2 separate regions of the Mus musculus genome follow, and region 2 is linked to region 1. A link is a loop called in an ENCODE intact Hi-C map of the cell type or tissue named here. Cell type or tissue: left cerebral cortex. All regions are shown on one strand. Links, peaks and the distances in the headings refer to the core of each region. The heading gives the core; the rest is flanking DNA. Region 1 holds the start of Ndc80 (NDC80 kinetochore complex component). Region 2 holds the start of Trmt61b (tRNA methyltransferase 61B).

Region 1 (5,360 bases), core at 1-5,000:
TCTAATAGTAGAGCCTCACCAGGCACCGGTAGTGGTACACACCTTTAATCCCAGCAGTTGGCGAGGCAGAGGCAGGCAAATTTCTGAGTTCGAGGCCAGCCTGCTCTACAAAGTGAATTCTAGGACAGCCAGAGAAACCCTGTCTCAAAAACAAACAAACAAACAAACACCCCAAACAAACAAAAAAAGTAGTGGAGCCTTATACTATATCAATACAAGTGTTTACGAATGGCTTTTTAAGTAGCTAGCTTATATGTAGACTTTATAGGATATAGGGTTAGAGAGAGCCTTCTGTTAACTGGAAGAGCAATCTCAGAGAGAAAAACTGATGTTTACCATAAGAAATTCGTTGGTTGGTTGTTCTGTGAACTATACAAGCTGGGGAACTTACTATATAGCCACACTGGCCTTAAATTCACATTGAGCCATCATCATCATCATCTTCTCTTTTTTTTTTCTTTAAAGCTTTATTTAGTATATGTAAGTACACTGTAGCTGTCTTCAGACACCCCAGGAGAGGGCATAAGATCTCATTACAGATGGCTGTGAGCCACCATGTGGTTGCTGGGATTTGAACTCAGGACCTTTGGAAGAGCAGTCAGTGTTCTTAACCGCTGAGCCATCTCTCCAGCCCTGAGCCATCTTCTTCTTAGAGCCTTTTGAATACTGGAATTGTAGGGGTGTGTGTGTGACCACACCGAGCTATGTAGCACGTTCCCTTGGACACCTGCCCCCAAACTTGAGGAAATTATGTTATAGCTTATCACCAAAACAAATAAATCTGCTTCCATTTTATTACTACCTTTAGTATTTGGAAACATCTTAATAAATAATGAGTAATACCATGGTGCCTACTTAAACGGCTAATAACAAAGGAATAAGAGGAAAGCAAGCATTGACAATTATTTTATAGCACGCCCAGTAAAGAATCTGACTATGGGAATTGGAGAGACAACGAGCTAAAACCTAGCATCGTGTCCACTTTTATATTTCATTGCCCCCCTCCCCCTAATCCAGTACTACTGGGAGGAGACAGGAGTCACCAAGACATCACTTACACTTTTGTACTAACCATTTCTGGCACTTTTTTTTTTTCTCTAGACAGTAAAGTAAGCAGCTGAGAAGCACAGGGGAGGCACTTACGTTTGAGGGGTATAAAGGCCTGGCTTATTGAGGTCCAGGGTCCTTAACTCCTGCATAGAGAGGCGGCCAGCACCACAGGTGGAAACTGAACTGCGCTTCATTCTCGAAACCTAATTCAGGATTTCAGCGTTAGGAAAATGTTCCAGACTCAAGCAATTCAACGAGCAACAATTATTATCTTTATCCTCTAGTAGGAAAGCAACTAAGTTTGTTTCTGTACAACAATCGTTTCCTTGTATGCTATATTTATTTGTCCATGTAAACCGAAGTTCTTACAAAGAACACCTACGCAACTTCAAGTAGAAAAAAACGAGGCAGAAAAAAGAGGGGAAGATGGAGCTGAAAGTTTTGGGAGAAAAGGAGAGGGGACGACTGAGGAGAAGGAAAGTAGAGCAGAAGCACCTGGCCTGGAGAAGTTCTAAGGGGTCTCTTATATGGGGAAGATGGTAGTGTAGTGATAGATCTGCCCAATGTAGGCGCACAGCATGTATTCATATTAATTAAGTTGTGTTTTCATTGCCTGGGCTTATTTGGGTTGGAGATTTACTGCAACACCTTTCAACAAAGATAAACAATCCGGTTTACAACACAGGCTGCTCCCGCTTTTAAAACAAGTATCAAAATAATGTCTACGTTGGAGTCTGTCTTCATCTCTGCAGCATCAGACACTATGCACTCGGCCCTAGCTTCCACAGAGGGTTAGACAGATCGCATTTTTATTGTTGTTGTTTTGTCTTGAGCTAGGGGTGGAGAGTCAGACCCTTTAGCAAGCTGGGCTGAGCGCTGAGCACTGAGCCACACCCCTCCTTGTTTTGGTGGCTTGCGTTCAACCTAGTTTTACTCTCATGATTTCACTGGTTTCCAGTCATGTCCATACCAGGCTTTTAAGTTGCAGCATCAGCACGGGTACACAACACACCAATCAGCTTTCCCCCTGTCAGTCCCCACCTGTTAGCATCGCCTTCTCCCGCTACAAACGTTGCAGAGCCGGGCAGATCCCACCCCAGCTCCCTCGCAACAGTCAGCTCCAGCGCCGCGGACCATTTTAACACAGAGCTGATCCCATCTCAGCAGTTACCTTTCGCTCAGCTTCTCAACGAGACCCGGCGCCCAGCTTTCCGTAAACCGCACGACTGCACACGAAAACAGCCGCCCAAACCAGAGCGTCCGCTTCCGTCAACCCAAGGCGGTTTGAATTTTAAAGTTTCCGCCCGCGCTGACGTCAGGACTGCGACGGCGAGTACGCATGCGCGCTCGCTCAGCGCCCGCCCTCGTCGCCGGAAGTGTCCGCATCGGGGGCCAAGCGAGCTCTGGGCTCTTCCCAGGTCGTCGTTAGCGTCGGTGACCCGAAGGGAGTCCCGCCCTGTCCGGGAAGCTGGCATCTAGGACGAGTAGGGCTGTCCGGGCGGAGCGGCCCGAGCCCTCCTGGAATCAAGTTCCGTACAGCAATATGGCTGCGTCCTGGAAGTAGAAAGCGCGGGTTTGTCTCCGATAGGATGGAGGCCAGGACCCAAGCCTATGAGGCGGCGTGAGGTTCCTGACGTTAGGAGAGGCTGTCGAGTGTGGCGGTGGACGAGCCTGAGGGATATTTAACATCAGGCTTCCTCAAGTGCTCTGGATTCCCGCCGCCCAGCCTCGGAACAACAAGCAGGCGTTACTAGTTCCCGGATGGTGGTGGCCTGTCCCTGGGCTAAAGTGTAGATTCCTGGCTCTCGGCATTATTGTGCCGTTAGCTAGTTTTGAGCTAAGCAGTCCTTTTTTGAGTTTGAGGTTCCCTAGCGGTCACAGTGACTCCTCACTTTACGTCTCTACTGGGAAACCAAAATCTCAGGTATCACGAAGATCTCCATCACCAAATAGTAGTCAGCAGATATATTAGCAGGCATTATATTTCAGACTCTGTAAGCGGCAGTTCATTTACTTCTTGAAACTAATGGCATTAGAACATAAAAATGATCGTTTTAGTCGGGCGTTGTGGTACACACCTTTAATTTCCACGCTCTGGAAGCGGGGGTGGGGTGGGGGTAGGTTGTGGGGGAATCTCTGACCATCCTGGTTTACCTAGTGAGATCCGGGACAGCTAGAGCAACATAGACACTATATCAAAACAAAACAACCAACAAACCCAAGCAAAACCACCCCAAACAAAACCCACACGTACAAACAACTCCAAAAACTAAAGAGATAATTTTGAGGCTCAGTGAATTCAATGACTTTAGTTTGTATGTGGGGCAGGGTCCACACCCGAGAGAGTCTTGAATTTGAGGCCAGTTTGATGGACCTGGCATACACCAGGGCAACCTAGTGACTCTCTGTCTTTAAGAAACAAACACTATTCTGCAGTCAGTTGCATAAGAAATTTGACTATAAATGCTATTAGACGAGCCTTTAATTTATTTTTTATTCGGTTTTCTCTTAAGGTTTCCACTACATTATAATAAAGCTATATCCAGAAATGCAAAACATATCTTAAGTGAAGATAAAAATGTTCTGTAAAACCTAGTTACTGGAGTGTGGCTCAAACAGATTATAAATCTTGAAGTTTTGACCTAGCAAACTAGTTAAGTTGTGAACTTCTGATTACTATTCATGCTGCACTTGGTTTGGCTAGAGCACTCTTTTAATCTTACTGCCCTACAACTGATAAGGATTAGGTAGGGCAGGGATCTGAGAAATGGAGTGACTTCCTGTGGCAATTGTAGTTTGAAAGCACAACAGCTGTCTTTCCTTTCATTCCTGTGGCCCTCTCTAAATAGATTTATATCATTTAAAAAAGGGTAAATTCTTGTAGGTAATTACTATCCTTTGACTTGACAAGACACTCACCTTTTAAGGATTTAGTGACTTGAATACTTGGACCATGTGGACTCGTGCCTTGACTCAAGGACCAAAAAAGGACCATAGAGGGCACCCGAAGAAAGGAGGATCAAACTAAGAAGCATCTTTGGCTAAGTTGGCTGAAAAATTTGAATGACCAATTCTGAAATTAAAAGACATTTAAAGTATCGCATTTTTCCTTAAAGGTGGTATGTACACACTCACCTTGTATGTTTAAATATAAAACCTACTTGTGTGTACAAAGTACATCATCGATATACAGGACAGTAAGAACTTAATTACAACATTGGTATCAAACCCAGGACCCGCACGCTGAGCTATACTCCCAGCCCTGGTTGTGATTCTTTTTTTTTTTTTTTAAGATTTATTTATTTATTACATATAAGTACACTGTAGCTGTCCTCAGACACACCAGAAGTGGGTATCAGATCTCATTATGGATGGTTGTGAGCCACCATGTGGTTACTGGGACTTGAACTCAGGACCTTCAGAAGAGCAGTCAATGCTCTTAACCTCTGAGCCATCTCGCCAGCCCTCTGGTTGTGATTCTTGATTATCAGGTTTTTGTTTGTTTGGTTTGGTTTGGTTTTATGAGAATGTCTGTGGTGCATCATTTGCCTCCTGGGTGGTTACTGGATCATCTTGTCATTTCATTAACAAAGTAAACTGTCAACTTCCCCAGTGTCAAGAGCGTTTTTGTAGTAAAAAACAACCCCACTTCTTCTGTCTACATGGATTCTCTTCAGCTGGATCCCAGGTCTCCTTTTGGAGCTTCTGCTACATGCTTTGCTCCTGACTCCACTACTGTGTCGGGCAGTGAGGATGGAGGAAGTTGTGAAATGATCACCCAAAAATATGTTTTCCGATCTGAGCTATTTAATGTCACCAAACCTTACATAATTCCAGCTGTTCACTAAGAGCACCAACAAAGTAACAAAACCGAAAATCTACTGAATGAGGATGAACAAGAGGGCTCTGTTTCTGTTGGGAAAGTAGGAAGTGTTAAGCGTCTTTTTTTTTAAACATGAAACAAAAAAATTTCATTAAGTATCTCAAACATCTTCCCATTTTCTTTTTTTTATTATTATTTTTTTTATTACGTATTTTCCTCAATTACATTTCCAATGCTATCCCAAAAGTCCCCCCCGTCCCTCCCCCCACACTCCCCTACCCACCCATTCCCATTTTTTGGCCCTGGTGTTCCCCTGTACTGGGGCATATAAAGTTTGCCTGACCAATGGGCCTCTCTTTCCAGTGATGGCCGACTAGGCCATCTTTTGATACATATGCAGCTAGAGTCAAGAGCTCTGGGGTACTGGTTAGTTCATAATGTTGTTCTACCGACAGGGTTGCAGATCTCTTTAGCTCCTTGGATACTT
Region 2 (5,374 bases), core at 120-5,119, 72 kb after region 1:
GGGAGGGGAAGGGAGGGGAGGGGAGGAGACGAGGAGAGGAGAGGAGAGGAGAGGAGAGGAGAGGAGAGGAGAGGAGGAGAGGAAAGAGAAGAGAAGAGAAGAGAAGAGAAGAGAAGAGAAGAGAAGAGAAGAGAAGAGAAGAGAAGAGAAGAGGAGAAGAGAGAAGAGATGGGCTGGAGATATGGTCAGTGATTAAGAGCACTGGCTGCTCTGATCTTCAGAGGCCCTGAATTTGATTCACAACAACCACACTGTGGCTTACAACCATCTGTACTGGGATTTGATGTCCTCTTCTGATGTGCAGACATACATACAAGCACTTATACATAAAATATATAAGGAAACAAACTTTTATTTGCCAGAGTGTGATGTCACATGCCTTTAATCCCAGGAGGCAGAGGCAGATGGATCTAATAATTCGAGGCCAGCCTGGTCTACAGAGCAAGTTCCAGGACAGCCAGGTCTACACAGAGAAACCCTATCCAAAAGAAGAAGAAGAAAAAGAAGAAGGAGGAGGAGGAGGAAGAGGAGGGGAAGGAGGAAGAAGAGGAAGAGGAGGAGGAAGAGAGGAGGAAAGGAAACTATTAACTTTTAATTTAGAACTATAATATTAGGGAGTTTAGAACCTTGCTATGTAGACTAGGCTAACCCAAAATCACAATGCATTTCCCGCCTCTGCCTGCTATGTGCTTAAGGCATTCACCACAATAGCCTGCTAGTTGTCTAAAAGCTAAAGAGCCTAGACACTAGTTTCACTAGTGGTGAAACATCTGCATGGCTTTGCTGCCTTTTGTGGGGCTGGGGTAGAGTGTAATGGAACTCCATCCTTTAGGCAGATAGGACCTCTGTAATCTTGAAATCAGAGTAGCTGTGATTATTCAACTGAGACCCCCAAAAATCCCATGGATGGCCTATTCACCTTCCCTCCTTGAAGTGGGGCAGGGGGTGTGTGTTTTAGCCACCAACTCCTGCTCACCCACCCAAACCAGCCAACTTCCCCGCCTCCCCATGGCAGTTTCACATGGTCTTAGGGTGGCACAGCTTACAAGAGGTAGGTTTACTGGGTTTGGGACTCCAGGGCTGTGACTTTAGGAAGGAGTCATCCATGGTTGGATGGGGCTTTTCCAGACTCCTTGGCATGTCTACACAGCAGTACTGAACTCAATAATCACACTGGCTTTAACCCCAATAACCAAACAAACTGGACTTGGATGGAATGGTCTGTTGGTGTCCTAACTGAGGTGAATAGCCATTTATGTGCCGCTCCCTGAGGAAAGGAATGCAGGGCTTTTGGTGCAGTCTAGGCAAGCCTTCTACTACTAAGTTACATCCCTAACCCTAATACAAATATGTATGCGATAATGGATTTCCAGTAACATTCCTTATTAAGTATCATTATTAAAATACTGCCACAGGGCCTGCGAGATGGCTCAGCCAGTAGACACGAAGGCAAGCCTGGTAACCCGAATTTATTCCAGGATCCCAGGTGGCAGAAGAGACTCTGGGAGAGTTACCCTCTGACCTCCACACTGTTTGCAAGTTCTCATTCAGGGCCCACTCCCCAAATATTAAAAACAAAAAAATATGGTATTATTACAATGGTACTACAAAATGTACCCCCAAACAGTTCAACATCCTAAGATCAATACCCATACGCTTCAGAGCTGTGGGGAACAAACAGGTACGTCTCTGTTTAGCGAGTCCATACCATTCTGCTAGTAAACTGGCATAATCTTCATTTTAGATAAGGGAGTGGCAAATATCAAATGTAAATTCTGTTTCCTTCTAAAATTATCAGTACCTGAACATGTTTAAAAATCCAACATGCTGAAAAACTCCAAAGGTCGGTGATGAGAACATTCATCGGACTGTGGTAGTGCGCCGTCCGTCCTCGCCCTTCCTGGAACCCACACACACCTAATTCCCATGACAATACTTTTGGGATAGGTTCCGGCGTTCCCTCTTCCATCAATATACAGAGTCCTCCAAAGGTGGCCTCCGCAGAGAACTCTTACCGGGAAAACATGTCAGGATCTGGCCAGGATACTTGTCCTCGATCTCCCTGAACGCAATCGCTCCCCAGTTACTATTAAAGTGTCCGACGTTGCAGAGTAGGACTAATTTCTTTAATTGTGATTCTCTCTTTCCCGCCAGAGCTTTAATAAGCATCCCCGACTGAAAAGAGTCCTCTGGAAAGGGACCAGGAGGAGGCAGCGCGAAGCTCTCCGGGCTCGGTAGCCACTCGTGTCCAGCACGCGATCCTCGGAGTCATATCCTGTAGGGTCTCAGTGGCCCTGCTCTCCGCTCTGGTCCTCCGGATCTCGAGGGGGTAACTCCTCCCTCGAAGTTCCCAGCCCGAGCCTTTCCACATACTAGAGACAACCGGGTCCCGACGATCCGGACGCGGGCAGCACGGGAAGGGAACGACCGGTGCACGCGCTCTCCAACTCGCGTGTCCCCAGGCAAGGACCCGCAACCCCGGGAAATGAGCTCGCTCACGAGGCACCGACCCAAAGTCAAGCAGGAATGAATCGGCTCTGAGCTCTGATCGCCTCTCGGGCGCCTCAACCTCACAAGGAAGAACCACGTCGTCCTTAGAGAGCCTGACGTCCGGAGCAGGTGCTGTCGCACACGTGTGACGTAGCCACCGCCGTGCCCTTTGCCCGGTTTTGGGGTAGTGCAGGCTGTGGGCTCCCCCGCGTCGCCGACAGAGTGCGTCACCGCCTTGGCGTCCAGCACATGCGGTGGCCCGAGCTTAGGGCTCGTTGGCCTCCGGGCTAAAATCCTGGCTTTCCGCGAGTGGCAAAAGCACAGAGTTTACTTACTGCTCACCAATCTCCGCTAGCCGCCCAGGGACAGGAAGACCCGGGAAGACTAGACGTGGAACCTGGACAGTCTTAACCAGGTTTAAGTCACTAGTGGTGGTGGACAGGACCGTCACCCATCATCCCCAAGAGTCCAAAGTCATCTAGCCCAGAAAAATCGTTGGTCAGGCGTCATAGGACGCACTGCTTGCTGACCCGCACACCTTGCTCATAACTGGGAGGTCTATTTCGAATGGCTAGGGACTCTCTGGTCAGCCTCAGCCCGAGGTCTAGAGTGTTCACAAAGGTAGAGTAAGGTGGCAGTAGCCACCGGGGGTATAGCTCAGTGGTAGAGCATTTGACTGCAGATCAAGAGGTCCCTGGTTCAAATCCAGGTGCCCCCTTCCTATAATTTTGGTGGCACATTCCAGCACTTGGGAGGCAGAACCAACCTAATTTACATAGTGGGTTACAGGATAGCCAGAGACTATCCGATGGCTAAGCTACAAAATAAACAGGAAAAAAAAAAAAAAAAAAATCAACACAACTGTTTTAACCACCCCGCCTACCCAAATAAACACTTCTTTTCCTGTGCGCCACCACTGCCCAGCAATAAACACTTCCTAAAATTGAAGTTAGCCGGGTGTGGTGGCGCATGCCTTTAATCCCAGCACTCGGGAGGCAGAGGCAGGCGAATTTCTGAATTCGAAGCCAGCCTGGTCTACAGAGTGAGCTTCAGGTAGCCAGGGCTACACAGAGAAACCCTGTCTCAAAAAACAAATAAAATTTGTACAACAGCACATCTGTCTCAAAAAACCAAAAACAAACAAACAAAAAAACTGAAGTTACCTTTTGCACTCAAAGTTAAATATCATTAGCCTGCCTATAAGTTTATTGAGAATCAGACAGTACCATGCACATATATTGAAAATTTGCAATTCAGTTAGAAATCAGTATTTATGACCTACTATACAAAGAAGATTAAACGACGTCAGCAAGTCCCCTGACAAGGTAGCTGAGAAATGGGATGGTGGGATTTCTAACTAGGTTGACCACGTTCAGCAGCTCTTGTTGATGGTACCATACACCTTTCTAAAGACTAAGGAATGGTGGGGTGATAGCTGGGTGTGTAAAAAGTGCTTGCTTTGCAAGAACTGGGATCTGAGTTTGATTTCCAGAACTCATGTTTAAAAGGGGGACAGCAAGATGGCTCAGCAGATAAAGGTACGTGCCAAAGAGATTGATGACTAGATATCTATGGTAGGATTCCAGTGGAAAAGCAGACTTTCCTCTGATACCCACACATATTTTGTTGCATTCATTTCCCTCCCTCCACTATTTCTTTTAAGTCAGGGCATGATGGCGCATATTTACATACACAACTCTGATCCCAGGGAAGCAGAAACAGGCAGATCTCCCAGCACAGCCTCCATTTCAGGAGACTTTCTATTTTCCATTACTAACACTGTGGCGGGATTGTTTGGCCACAGTGTCTGTCTCCTAGGCTTCATTATGCTTTGGGGTTCGGAGAATAGATCTCTCTTATCCCAGATTGTATCCCTGAAATCCTAGCATGAGCCCTGAAGGAACGGATAAAGGAAAGACGCAAAACAAAGCCATAGTACTTTTTCCCTTGCTGGCAAAGTACATTTGCTTGTGATGCCGCTTAAAATATGAAAACAGATCAATGCTCAGAGACAGGGAGAACAGAGCTCACAAAGTCACTTAACTACTGAGTTACCGTATCAGTTCCTCTGCTCAGAGATCAGAGAAGAGGATCCCAAAATGGACACAGTCTATGTAAGTGTCACTTTTTAGACAATATCTCCTTTCTGCAATTTTGTTTTTGTTTTTGTTTTTGTTTTTGTTTTTTTTTTTTGAGACAGAGTTCTCTGTGTAGTCCTGGCTGTCGTAGAACTCATTCTATAGACCAGGCTGGCCTAGAACTTAGAGATCTGACTGCTTCTGCCTCCTAAAGGCTGAGCCTAAGGGCATGAACTGCCACTGCCTCCACTTCCCCCCCAACACACACACACACACACACACACACACACACACCAATTTTTCAAATTTATTTCTTTCTTTCTTTCTTTCTTTCTTTCTTTTTTTTTTTTTTTTTTTTTTTTTTGGTTTTTCAAGACAGGGTTTCTCTGTATATCCCTGGCTGACCTGGAACTAACTCTGTAGACCAGGCTGGCCTTGAACTCAGAAATCCACCTGCCTCTGCCTCCCAAGTGCTGGGATTAAAGGCATGTGCCACCACCGCCCGGCGATTTTTCAAATTTCTATAATCCATTATTATCCCAACAAGGAAGAAAAGTGGCTTTCACCTATATCTGTGCTGGGGAGAATGTGGAGAGCAGTGAGCTTCGGGAAGTCAAAGAGGCAGAAAGATTCAGATTGGGTGCCATTTGTGGAGAGACACTACCCTGCGTGACCTCGTTCACAGAGAAGTTCTCAGAGCAGAGGATCGCCACAACTGGACTTAGAGCTGGATAAGTCCTTTAAAGATGCCATATATGTAGCTTTTTATCTCCATGCTTATTTTTAGTTTTCTTCAAAACATACTT

The links. Peaks named below come from ENCODE experiments on the same cell type or tissue, not always from the same donor. Only the 100,000 strongest peaks of a DNase experiment are listed, where the experiment ranks them.
Region 2: a loop joins it to region 1, with 4 times the contacts of the local background. A loop is called at or near these places in 5 of 42 quality-filtered maps.

Annotation. Positions count from the first base shown.
Region 1 is chr17:71,524,490-71,529,849 of GRCm38, forward strand. Ndc80 (NDC80 kinetochore complex component) reads right to left here and starts at 2,368. Exons shown (of 17, transcript NM_023294.2): 1 at 2,222-2,368; 2 at 1,144-1,253. The coding sequence starts at 1,244. It also overlaps a transcript of Spdya not described here and the pseudogene Mettl4-ps1. In left cerebral cortex, for the core only: a CTCF peak has its summit at 2,917; DNase peaks (open chromatin) are centred at 2,547 and 3,370; H3K4me3 peaks cover 1,364 bases; H3K27ac peaks cover 1,016 bases.
Region 2 is chr17:71,596,135-71,601,508 of GRCm38, forward strand. Trmt61b (tRNA methyltransferase 61B) reads right to left here and starts at 2,627. Exons shown (of 6, transcript NR_027952.1): 1 at 1,802-2,627. It overlaps n-TCgca52 (a tRNA gene), which reads left to right and starts at 3,137; the gene lies at 3,137-3,208. In left cerebral cortex, for the core only: no CTCF peak of the experiment used is centred there; DNase peaks (open chromatin) are centred at 2,650 and 3,078; H3K4me3 peaks cover 2,144 bases; H3K27ac peaks cover 843 bases.